Regions from separate parts of the Homo sapiens genome. Here region 1 is linked to region 2. The links are chromatin contacts, found by Hi-C or POLR2A ChIA-PET in ENCODE. All regions are on one chromosome and are shown on one strand. Each heading gives the region's core, a stretch centred on a gene start or an enhancer-like site at or near the end of the contact. The rest is flanking DNA. Distances are from core to core; before and after follow the strand shown. Region 1 has its middle 100 kb from the start of RUNX1. Region 2 overlaps RUNX1 (RUNX family transcription factor 1).

The links. A loop is a pair of places that touch in the nucleus more often than their neighbours do. ChIA-PET counts read pairs that join two places held with the same protein, here RNA polymerase II (POLR2A). Pooled maps may share reads with other maps.
Region 1: a loop to region 2 is called in a pooled map, with 2.3 times the contacts of the local background. The contact joins two enhancer-like sites. A Hi-C loop is called at or near these places in 3 of 50 pooled maps. POLR2A ChIA-PET finds 5 or more read pairs at or near these places in 2 of 52 experiments (Caco-2 and activated T-cell).

The regions. Positions count from the first base shown.
Region 1 is chr21:35,148,438-35,154,524 of GRCh38, forward strand. No RefSeq gene overlaps it. Among named protein-coding and RNA genes, the nearest start is that of RUNX1, 100 kb to the left of the region's middle. Within about 2 kb of position 1,419, at least 3 of the 41 ENCODE cell types and tissues checked have a DNase peak (open chromatin) inside an H3K27ac peak, as active enhancers do.
Region 2 is chr21:34,983,708-34,989,293 of GRCh38, forward strand. All of the region lies in intron 2 of RUNX1 (RUNX family transcription factor 1), which reads right to left. Among named protein-coding and RNA genes, the nearest start is that of RUNX1-IT1, 53 kb to the right of the region's middle. RefSeq lists an enhancer at 3,663-3,712. Within about 2 kb of position 3,449, at least 8 of the 41 ENCODE cell types and tissues checked have a DNase peak (open chromatin) inside an H3K27ac peak, as active enhancers do.

The DNA of each region.
Region 1 (6,087 bases), core at 169-2,668, 160 kb after region 2:
AATTTAATACACAATTGGTACCTTTGCAGTTAGCTCACCCAAATGTTATTTGTTTAAGAGGTATTTGATGTCCAACATACCGAGTGATTTTTTTTTTTTACAAGACTTATTTAAGCTCTTTTCCTAGGAAAAAGATGTTGCCTTTCTGCCAAGGGCATATTATCTTCAAAAACTGGCATTTTTAGCCTTTTTTCCGCAACTTGAATTTTCCACATCTTAAATTGTCTCAGGTCTGTGAACTGTAGATTGGGAGAATTAGAAAAGATCTTCCTTCCTAGTAGCTGACATTCCTTGCTTAGGAAACTTTACACAGTCTCCCTCATTTGATGGAAAAAGCAATCATTAAGCATTAATGGGAGAACAGCAAAATCTTCAAAATCTGACTCATTTTAGATAAACACTTTCTAGCTTTCAAATCTATTCTAAGCCACTATAATGCTCACCATGTTTAAAATGGAAAGAAATACTTTCCGAGGTAAATACCCAATGAACCGAAATAAATAGAAATCCAGTTATGATGAAAAATATTAAAGGAAAAAGACTAAATGAACTTTCAAACCCTCTAAAGAGAGAGTAGTTCACCTGTTATAACACGTGTAAGGAGGTGAATAAATTGTGTCAACTAATTTCCCAAATACAAGATCAACTCTCATATCTATAGGGGAGATAACTAATTGAACCATGACCCCAGCAATAAAATTCAGCACATCTCTGAAGATGAATATTAACGTGGTTTGGGAGAGAATGTGCTTGAGATATTAATGTTTTTAAGAACCAAGTTGTGGTTTCTTAGGCTAAAATTGCATGGCTACATTTGCTGTGCCAAGAATAGAGTTTCATACTCTCCGAAAACAGCATGACTCCAGTGAGATGTTTGGTCGGGGATCCCAATCGTGTAAGATACTGTGCAATTATGTCTACTTCCTTCCTGTCCCTAAATTCTACCAATTCCAAGTGCCTTTGGAACAGTGTGATCAGCACTTAGATAAAGGTAGTAAGGGCCCACCAGTCCTTGGATGTTCTCCTGGGCTTCATGAAAGAAAAGTCTGCAGCAGGTAAAGACTGGGGTCAATGGCTCCCTCAGTCCAAACTGGACAGCCTTGGGAGGAGGCCACTCATGAAAATTTGGCTACAGAGATATGTTAGCCGTCTTTGTAACCAGTACTTTAAAAATAAAATACAATAAAATAAAAAGATTCTTCAAGAGTACTCATGCAGGCCTCAGTGTTAATGTCTGCTCTTGGACTTGAAAACATTCTTGCCCCCTCCATAAACATTCTTTCCCACTGCTGAAAGCTGTTGAATGCTTGTCAGGCTTATTCAAAATTTGATGACCTTAATGGAAACCCCCAAAGATGACAACAGATAAAGAATAAAACCAGGACATATCACTTGTAAACACAGTCAATGCATCCATTTCTTGTTTTTCAATTAATCATCTCTTGAGCTAAGAGCTTAGAAATTCCATTCAGATTTAGACATTCTTTTAAGAGTATGCGTCTGATTTCCAAATTACCAGCCCGATAGTTCTGACTAATGGAAAATAATGCACTACTTTGCTTCAGGCAAAGTCAAGTATTTGATTTTCATAGAACCAACTTTCGATTAACTATTCTGTGGCTGTGTTTATCTACCATGACCTTTAGCTGATCTGTTCCAAACTGGTCAGGAAGAAAGAAGTGGTCTTAGAGGAAGCAAAGTCTGTTGGAAGTAACTCTGAACTGGAGTGTCAAGAAATCTTTCATTTCTTCTGTTCATGATTTTTGATAATTTATCTTCCCTGTGTCTTATTTTCTCATTCTGTAAAAAGAAGGAAATTTAAAAAATGGCATCTTACAGGGATCAAAGATGCTAGGAAAGATGAAAAAGGAGTAAAAATGTCATTCCTGATGGACCTCAAGGGCATTATGCTTAGTGAAAAAAAAGTAAATGGCAAAAGATTTTGTGCTGTTTGATTCCATTTATATAACATTCTTAAAAGAACAAAATTATAGAGATGGAGAACAAGTTGGTGGTTGCCAGGGTTGATGATGCTGCGGTATGAATGTAAGAAGGTGACCTGAGGGGGTCACAGAGTGACCTCTGTAGTAACAGAGCAGTTCTGCCTCTTAGTTGCACTGGTAGTTACCCAAATCAATACACTAGATAAAGTTGCATAGAATTTCACGCACACACACATGCACACATACAAACATACAAGTATTAACCACATGTAAAAAATGGTGAAAATTAAACAAGATCTGCAGTACAGTTAAGAGCCAAACAATTGATGTTCTAACAACATCAGTTTCTTGGTCTTGATATTGTACTGTGGTTATACAAAATGTTATCATTAGGGGAAGCTGGGTGAAGGGTACACTGGACTCTGTGTATTATTTTTGTAACTTTCTGGGAATCTATAGTTATTTCAAAATAAAACTTTAAAAATGTTATTATGTACCTGACCTTAGGATTCTTCTTAACCAATCTCATGTTCCCTGTGTGTATGATTACAATAAAAATAAAAGTAGAAGTATTTTTTTCGAAAAAGAGAAAGTGGTGAGAGAGTGGCAAATGTTACATGGAGTGGGATGAGTCACAGGAAAACCATGAAACACAGTTCTCTTCTTGTAACTTAACTTTGCATAAAAGTGAATACAATGATTCCTTGTTTAACACCACTCTGAACTTAAAAGCAAAATTCTTAGGAAGAGCCTTTTGAAATCTAAGACTTTTGTAAGTTGAGATGCCATGGAACATTTGTTCCATGGGCTGCCTCACAAAAACAAAGAATTTGTAGTAAACTAAGTTTGAAAATGTTAAACATAATTTTTTTCCCTGGCTCTCTTTTCAAAATGATATTTTAAAAAAACACATACCTTTGAAAAACAGACTCCAGACTTCTACTTCCTGAAATAGTAGATGGGATGATGCAGATGATTTGGACCAACTCTATGCTAAGACAACTTGAAATCGAGGCAAAACATACACACACGTATCACTGTCATCTTCATTATCATCATCATCTAATTGAAGGCATTGGAAAGCTCTTAATGCAGTAAAGGCCAAGATCCAAGAGAAAGCAGAAACAGAGAGATGAAATTTACCCTAAGGCAGAGGCCAGTACTGGAAGAGGGAGGAGAGTTCTCGAGAGAGAACTTGCAAAGGTAATCAGGGCCTTTGCCAGCTTCGCGTAGTGAGTGGGAGAAAAATGGAAGTCCAGGGCCCACCCAGAAGAAGCTTCTGGATAACCTTCCATGCTTTAGATTAAGACAGGCAAGTACTATATCCTGGGAGCAAGGGTGGATGAAAAGTGAAGTAGCCTTACAAGAACTGAAGTCTGTTTTATGATTATCTCAGTCCTTGAAATTGATCCTAGAATGCTGATACTTCTGGCCACCTGCTATAAAGAAAAATAAACCTTCCTTCTTTATCTAGGTTAAAGATAAAGTCTTCAATCATGTTTATACTTTTTTATATACATGAGACAGTCAATCAAACATATTAAGGCACAGAGAAGAATAAGAAAAGAAAAATAGAAACAGACCCAAAGGGGCTCCAGATAATAGTTACCAAGCACAGGATTTAAAATAACAATGCTTAAACGGTTAAGGAGATTACAAGAAAAGATAAGAAATTTTGATGAATAATTGGGACCTGTAAGGATAACTAAAGGGAAATGTTAGAGCTGAAAAGTGCAATAGCTAAAATTAGAAACAGTGGAAGGACTGAAGCATATCAAAGAGTAAGAGAGAGTCAGTGAATTGAAAGATAGATTTAAAAAAATTCAGAAGGAGGCATAGAGATAAAAAAAAGTATGAAAAATATAGAAGAAAGGGTAAGAGACAGAAGTTCTAACATAGATGTCATGAGGTTCCTTTTAACAGAATAACAGAATGAGAATGATGTAGATACGTTATATGTAGAGGCCTTGACTGACCATTTTCCAAACTGGCAGAAAATATCAAGCTAGAGGTTCAAGAAGCAAGATAAATTCAGAGAAAACTACATCAGAGAAAATGGCTGAAAACCAAGGACAATGAGAAAATCTTAAAAGAGACTAGAGGAAAAAAGAAACACTAATTTTGGAGAAGGAACATTAATTCACAGTTGCTGCCTTGAAAATTAAAAAATAATAAAATGATAAAATAAAATAAAAATAATGAAAACCAGAAGATAATAAAAGAAATTCTGAAAGTTATCCTCCAACCTGGAATTCTATATAGGGTGAAAATATTCTTCAAGAATGAAGACATGAAAACAAAATAAAGACAATTTCAGACCAAGAACCCCACCAAAACAAACAAAAAACCCAGGGAATTTGTCACTAGTAAACCTGAACTAAAGAGGATATTAAAGATATTTTTCAGGAAGAAGGAAAATGATTCCAGGAAGGAGCAAAAAGCAAGAAAAGGCAAATATGTCTGTAAATTGAAATGCATCTTGACTATACCAATCTATAATAATAACACTTGAATAGAATATGAAATATTCCAGGCATGGTGGTGCACACTTGTAATCCCAGCACTTTGGGAGGTTGAGGCGGGTGGATCACTTGAGGTCAGGAGTTTGAGACCAGCCTGGCCAACATGGCAAAACCCCATCTCTACTAAAAATATAAAAATTAGCAGGGCATTGTGGCGTGCACCTGTAGTCCCAGCTACTTGGAAGGCTGAGGCAGGAGAATCGCTTGAACCTGGGAGGCAGAGATTGTAGTGAACTGAGATTGTACCACTGCACTCCAGCCCGGGTGACAGAGCAAGAATCTGTCTCAAAAAAAAAAAAAAAAAAAAGAAATACGTATGCAATTAAAATAAATGACAACAACAGCAATAAGTTAGAAGGGAGTGAAAAGAAGTCTTTGCATTAACTGAGATGAGGCAAAGAGTACTGATTTATATCATATTTGAGTAAGTCAGGAAAGCCAGCTGCAATCTCTAGGTAAGCTGTAAAAAAATACTGAAAGAGTGTTAACCATCACACTCATATTCTACTTCATAATCAAAATAGAATAAATTTTAAATATTCCATAAAAGCAAAAGAACACAAGGATGAAGAAAAAAGAAATATAGAAACAGGTAGAAGTAAAAAGCAAATAATAGAATAATAAATTATGCCCTAAATATATCAGTATTAATAGTAGCATAGTGATTGTAAACTGTGTTCTTAGGGACTGACAATAATACTAGCCATTAATTTGTTGAAGTAATACTGTCTGCTAACTACTTAACATGAAGTAACTCATTTAATCCTCAGAGTATTCATACCCAGCAAAGACTGTTATTATCCTCACTTTAAACATGAGGAAACATAGGCACAGAGAGGTTAAATAACTGTCCCAGGATTACCCAGCAGGTCTGGAGCACAGCTGGAGTTTGAAACCATGTGTTTAACTTTGAGTGTGATATTCTAACCACCATGTTGTACTCGATGACCCTGCCTCTCCTGTGGTAGCACAAAGAAAGATCTAGACTTGTCTGCCATGAAAGAAAATAGATTGTTTCCGACTTCAGGCATTTCCTTCAGATTAGATAATTAAGCCACCAACATATTTAAACTTAAAAAAAAAACATATCGAGAGAAGCTTGGTTGCCACGTATATTAAAAGCCTTAAGAAATTTCATTCTTGGACGGAGCATTTGCACATTTCTGAAGGCATCCCAAGAACAAAATAAGTATAGAAAAATAAATAGATAAACAGAGATGCTCATTGCAGGCTTATCTGTGACAGTGAAAAGATCAAACGGTGTGAATGTATCATTAATGATGGCACATTTAGTGAAATAATATGTGGCTAGTAAAAGGGTATTATAAGTAAAAGCAATATATATATATATACACACACACACATATATAAAATAAAAAGTTATATTAAGTGGAGGGGAAAGTAAACAAGAGAGCATATGCCAGAATTATCACAAACTGGTACAATTCCCAATTCCTATGTATTCTTGACAAAAATCCTCAGAGGAGAAAAAGAACTATGCAAAATATTATACATTCTTGAAGGAAATACACTGAAATATTAGAACTGTAGCATGTATATTTGGGTTGCAGGATCAGAAATGCATTTGCACCTCTTTTTGTATTTCCCAGTTCTCCTTGGGG
Region 2 (5,586 bases), core at 2,199-4,698:
TCTTTGGTGTGTTGTGGGGGGAAAATGGTTTGAGACTCACTATTTCAGAGGAAGTGGTGGCAAAAGGAAGAGGAGAATGAAGTTGGTAGCTTGCAGAAATAGCAGAGTGGAGTAGCTAAAACTTAGCTAGTGGTTTGGTGTGGGGGTGGAGCAGGGTCATCACCATTAACTCTGAAGTTTAGCCCTGCTGACTCAGGGGCCAATGGTGCTGCTGCCAGAAATAGGGGAGCTGGAAAATCTGAGAAGATGATTAATTCAGCTGGGGACATATTTGCCTCAAGGTTCCTCAGAGGGGCATCCCCAGTGGATGTGTTCAGAAGTCAATTGAAAATAAGGCCAGCACCCAGAAATGGGCTGAGCTGGAGGGTTAGAGTTGCCAGTCATGGGTCTATGGTGTTCAAGACAAGAGTGGCCAGATTCACAAAGGGAACAAGGTGGACCAGAGAGAGAAGAGAGCCTGGGACAGGGTCTAGGATGTATTTGGAGTAAGAGAGAAGGAAGAGTAGCTAGAGAAAAAAATGTGGAAAAAGCAGTGATAATAAGATAACAGAAGAAATCATCACAGTGTGAAAAAGCAAGGCCAAGGATGGATAATTTGTTCTTGGAGGATGAAGTGGCCTAGACTATAAGCCCCAGAGTAGCAAATCAGTTAGCAAAGTGGCCAATCTCAGTATGTCATTGTGCACCAGAAGGTCCCATATGAGGGCAGAAAAAAAACTATAGAACTATACACAGTCTTCCATATAACTTATCTGTGGGGGAGGCCACTGCAATAGCTACGGCTCTTTGGTGCGCTGTGGAGGAAAAATGGTTTGAGATTCACTATTTCAGAGGAAGTGGTGGCAAAAGGAAGAAGAGAAAGAAGTTGGTGGCTTGCAGAAATAGCAGAATCAAAAAGAAGAGTATTTTAAGACAAGAGAAATGCCCAGCCAGTGGAGAGAGACCAGGAGTGGAGAGGAGAGAAGTGCAGGAAGGAAAAGAAGGGAATGAAGGGTTGATGGAACAGTTCTAGAGGAAGCTGGAGGGCTTGAGTGCAGAAGCACAGTTATGTGGCACATGTCTGCAAAGTAGTTGGGCAAATACAATGTCCATCAGAGAGAGGTCACATGAAGATGCAGATAGACCCCGTCATGTGAAGGAAGGAAGTGATCAGGTACTTTCCATAGAACTCATTTCTCTTCTCAGGAATACAGGGGTGACAGGATCTTCCCAGAGGACAGGCTGCATGGTATGGGGGTCAGGGCTGGCAGCCCAGGCCAGGTTTGGAATAGCCCCAAAATATATAGCATGGTAGGAGGTTGTGCATGGATATATTGAGTATTCAGTGCACAGGTTAGGATGAAAAAATTGTGTCAAAGTAGTTATGTGATTCCAATAATACTTAGAAGACTTAGAACAAGAGCAGAGAAAGTAAGTGGTCATCCTGAGTTAATAAATGAAGGTAAAGAACTTAGCACTCCATTGAAAGGTACAGTAATTTAATATTGATATTAGATTGATGGGTCCTTCATTTCCCTATGGTCTCATCATAGTTTCTTGCAATAGGGATGACAGAGCAGGGAGTAATAGGCTGCCAGCAGGACCTCAATGGAGTGACCCAGTCTTGGGTTCAGGCCCATCGGGGCAGAACTAGGTTTGTCAAAGGGTGCTTGCTGACTGGCTTGGAGAGCAGAGGTAGCCAGAGGTGTCTGGGGTCACCATGAAGACGGCAAGTACAATCTGTAGGAGTGGAATAGGCAGGGAAGGAGTAGAAGCTGTGGATGGAAGAACATTCCAGAATGTGAGATCTTGGAGATGACACGATTTTTTCTCTGAAAGCTCTCAGCCCATGGTGAGCATTAAAACACTCTCAGGGCAACCACACACCAATCCCTATACTGACCCCTACTCCAAATGTTTAGGGTGGAGCCCTTTGGGGATACCATATGGGGGTTTCTTTAATATTCCTCAGTGGACTTGGCTTCCTTTCTCACAGACAGACAGGGACTGTTATGAATGGGGTACACACCTATTTTATTCACTCATATTTTATTATCCTATATTATATTATTATAGTCATTTCACTGCCACCAACATTTCCTTCTCCAACGATGTGGTATGCGGTGTAACAAATGGTTTTAGAGAAAGTGTCTGGTGGTCTATCAACAACTCTGACCAGACTTTTTTTTTTTTTTTTTTTTTTTGAGACAGGGTCTCACTCTGTCACCCAGGCTGGAGTACAATAGCACGATCATGGTCGCTGCAGCCTCAACCTCCTAGGCTCAAGAGATACTCCTTGTCTCAGCCTCCAAAGTAGCTGGTACTACAGGCATGCACCACTACACTGGGCTAATTTTTGTATTTTTTGTAGAGATGGGTTTTGCCATGTTGCCCAGGCTGATCTCGAACTCCTGGGCTCAAGGGATCCCGCCTCAGCCTCCCAAAATGCTGGGATTTCAGGTATGAACCATTGCACCCAGCCCAGACTGTTTTGGCTGATCATTTATGTCCCTAGATACTGTCCACTGTTTCACCTTCCAGTCTGCCTTGCATTAACTTTCAATGCTCTTTCCATCAAATCACACTGGGTCCTATGTCAAAGGCTGGCACTGTTTGTTTCCTCAAACCTGAAAGTTGAAAGGTCAAGATTCAACATCATGCACCAAGAGTTTAGTCTGTGGAGGAGGTCTCAAAATTGAGGATGGAATAACTAACTCCACAAGATGGGGGCAGGGAGCAGGAGATATGTGGCATTTAGCAAAAAAGCCATGGTTCCCTATGTGTCTCCCAAATATCCACATCTACCTAGAACCTCAGGTTGTCACGCTTTTTGGAAATAAGGTTTGTGTAAATGTGATTTGTTAAGATGAGGTCATACTAGATTAGGTTGGCTGCTAAATTCAATGATCAGCATCCTTATAAGAAGAGGAGAAGACACACAGGGGTACACAGAGAGATGCCATGCGAAGACAGAGGCAGAAACTGGAGTAATGCAAAGATGACTCAAGGGATGTCAAGGGTTGCTGGGAGTCACCAGATGCTGGGGGAAGCAAGGAAGGATCCTCTCCTGGAGCCTTCAGAGGGAGCACAGAAATGCCAGCGCCTTGATCTTGGAATTCTAGCCTCTAGGGCTGTAAGAGAATACATTTCTGTTGTTTTAAACCACACAGTTTGTGGCAATTTGTTATGGCAGCCACAGGAAACTAACACAGTCCCCTAACCTCAACCACTGAGCTTCACTGACTAGCTGGGAAGTTTCTCCCAGGAGGCCATGTTGTCCCTGAAGCCAGTCCCAATGGGACCGACATGATTGACAGGCCAGGGAAGCCTCACCCCACAAGGCTGCATGCCCAGGTAAGTGTGTTTCTTGCACCGCCCTTGCCATGACAATGGCTTGTTCTGACTTACGGCTTTGTTACTTTGAACTTCAATCAATGGCTGAAAGAGGAACGTTGTTTTGACTAGGCTCGGGGTTTCTAAACTCCCCACTGTGTGGTTTCCAGGTCAGACAGTCAGGCTTTGTTCTGTGAATCATTGCTGAAAGATTCAATTAAATCTCGCTTCGTCCGCCTTGTGGCCAGGGTTTCAGTGACTTAGCAAGAACAGGAGCATGTAGCCAGTTGCTGAGGAAAGCCAGACATTTGAGGGGAGCGGGCTGCTGACACGAGGCAGGGAGCACAGAGATCTTCGGGGCTCCAGACAGCGGTGAAGAATGAAGTCCCCAGGCGCCCAGCTTCTTGGCTGAGAAGGCAGCTGTTGATTCCTGACATACTAATTTAGGACCCGAAAGAGAAAGTGAGGGGGCTTTGTAAAATCACTTAAAGGAGGCTGAATGTCAAGGGGGAGATGAGCCATGTGTTAGCACCACTGTCCTTTTCACGCAGGCATGAGAAAGAATCACAAATGTGAGTCTGGTTGAGATCTTTATGGTTAGGAGGCCTCCTTTGAAGTCTGACATCGCTAAAAAAATTCTCATAAAACCAAAGAGGGGGAAAAAAAGAGCATTTTATCCTAGCTAGGAGAGCACCAAAGTATGTGGAAAGGAGAAAAGGCTACAGCCCTCTGCAGAAACAGGAATTCGGCAGAACCCCAAGTCACTCAGAAAAGAGAAAATGAAAGACAAGATTTCTTGAAGTGCCTGGAAAATGCTAGCTTCGTGTGCAGACTTGCTCTAGAGGGGACAGTCTTGTGTGATGCCAGAGATCCAGGCTGATGAACAACTCCCATCCCCAGGGCACAGGTGGCCTGAAATCACGGAGATTCTTAGAACCTCAGTTTGGTTTCTTATTTATAGAATGAGACAATTCATGCCACCTCTCTTTTCTCTTGCAGGATTTTGTGGGGCTCAGAGGAGTTGCTGTTTGTGAATTCACTCTGTAAATTTCTAGCATCCTATAATTGTAGACAAGTCAGTATGCGCCCCTCCTCAAGGCTGGGCTTAGGATCCCAAGACATCCCTATTGCCTGCACCACATCGGGTGCCAGCTAAGGTAGAGGAGGGGTGCCAAGGAAGATCAGAGAAGCCCAGCTCCTGGTGCCCCTGGGGTCAGTACGGTCCTTCTTCCCTTGTATCTGCAAAGGACTTGTGGACACAGCCGGGGGAAACATGGTTGCTAAGAGACTGGCATTGCTGCACTTTCGAGGACACCAGGCGTGTAGTCTCATCTTTCATCAACATTCCTGGGGCTGCTCCTTTCATACATGAGCCCAGAAGGACCAGGGCGGTGCAGATCCCAGGGAAGGGGATGGCAGGGCTCAGCTGCCCAGCCTGCTGTCCTGCTGTGGCTCTGTGCTGCAGCATCATCTAGTACTTTCAAAAACTGTGCTGTGGGCACTCGCCTCGGCTCCTGTACAACTGTCCTTCCCATCTCCATCTGCCAAACTCATTCTTACCCCTAGGACCTGCTGAGATGCTGCCTCTACCATGAAGCCATCCCTGAGAACAGTAGCTTGTTATTTCTACTGCTGCTTCCAGCTTTGATTGGCTCTTCCCTACTCATCCCCTCACCTGACATCCGGACAGTGTGTGCAACAACTTATTATGATTATTATTGGGATGGTCTCCTCCGGCACCCATAATCCTGTCCTGAGTGAGCACCCTGCACATGAGGTTGTTTGAGAACACTGGCTGAACCTGTCAACAGTTGGTGGATTCTGATCCAGTAGCTGATAGTGGGCAGGAGAATAGGGGTGTGGCTTTCCAGGCTCTGAGGCCCCCACATCCTCAAAGGGAACTGAGATGATCCCAATAGGTGCAGGTTCAGGCAAAGTGGAGAGATCCAGAACATGTGCCTTTGGCTGGCCCAGATCTCTCTCTCTCTCTCTCTCTTTTTTTTTTTTTAGATGGAGTTTCACTCTGTTGCCCAGGCTGGAGTGCAATGGCATGATCTCAGCTCACTGCAACCTTCACCTTCCACGTTCAAGCGATTCTCCTGCCTCAATCTCCTGAGTAGCTGAGATTACAGGCGCCCGCCGCCACACCCAGCTAATTTTTGTATTTTTAGTAGAGACGGGGTTTCTCCATATTGGCCAGGCTGGTCTTGAACTCCTGGCCTCAGGTGATCTGACTGTCTCTGCCTCCCAAAGTGCTGGGATTACAAGTGTGAG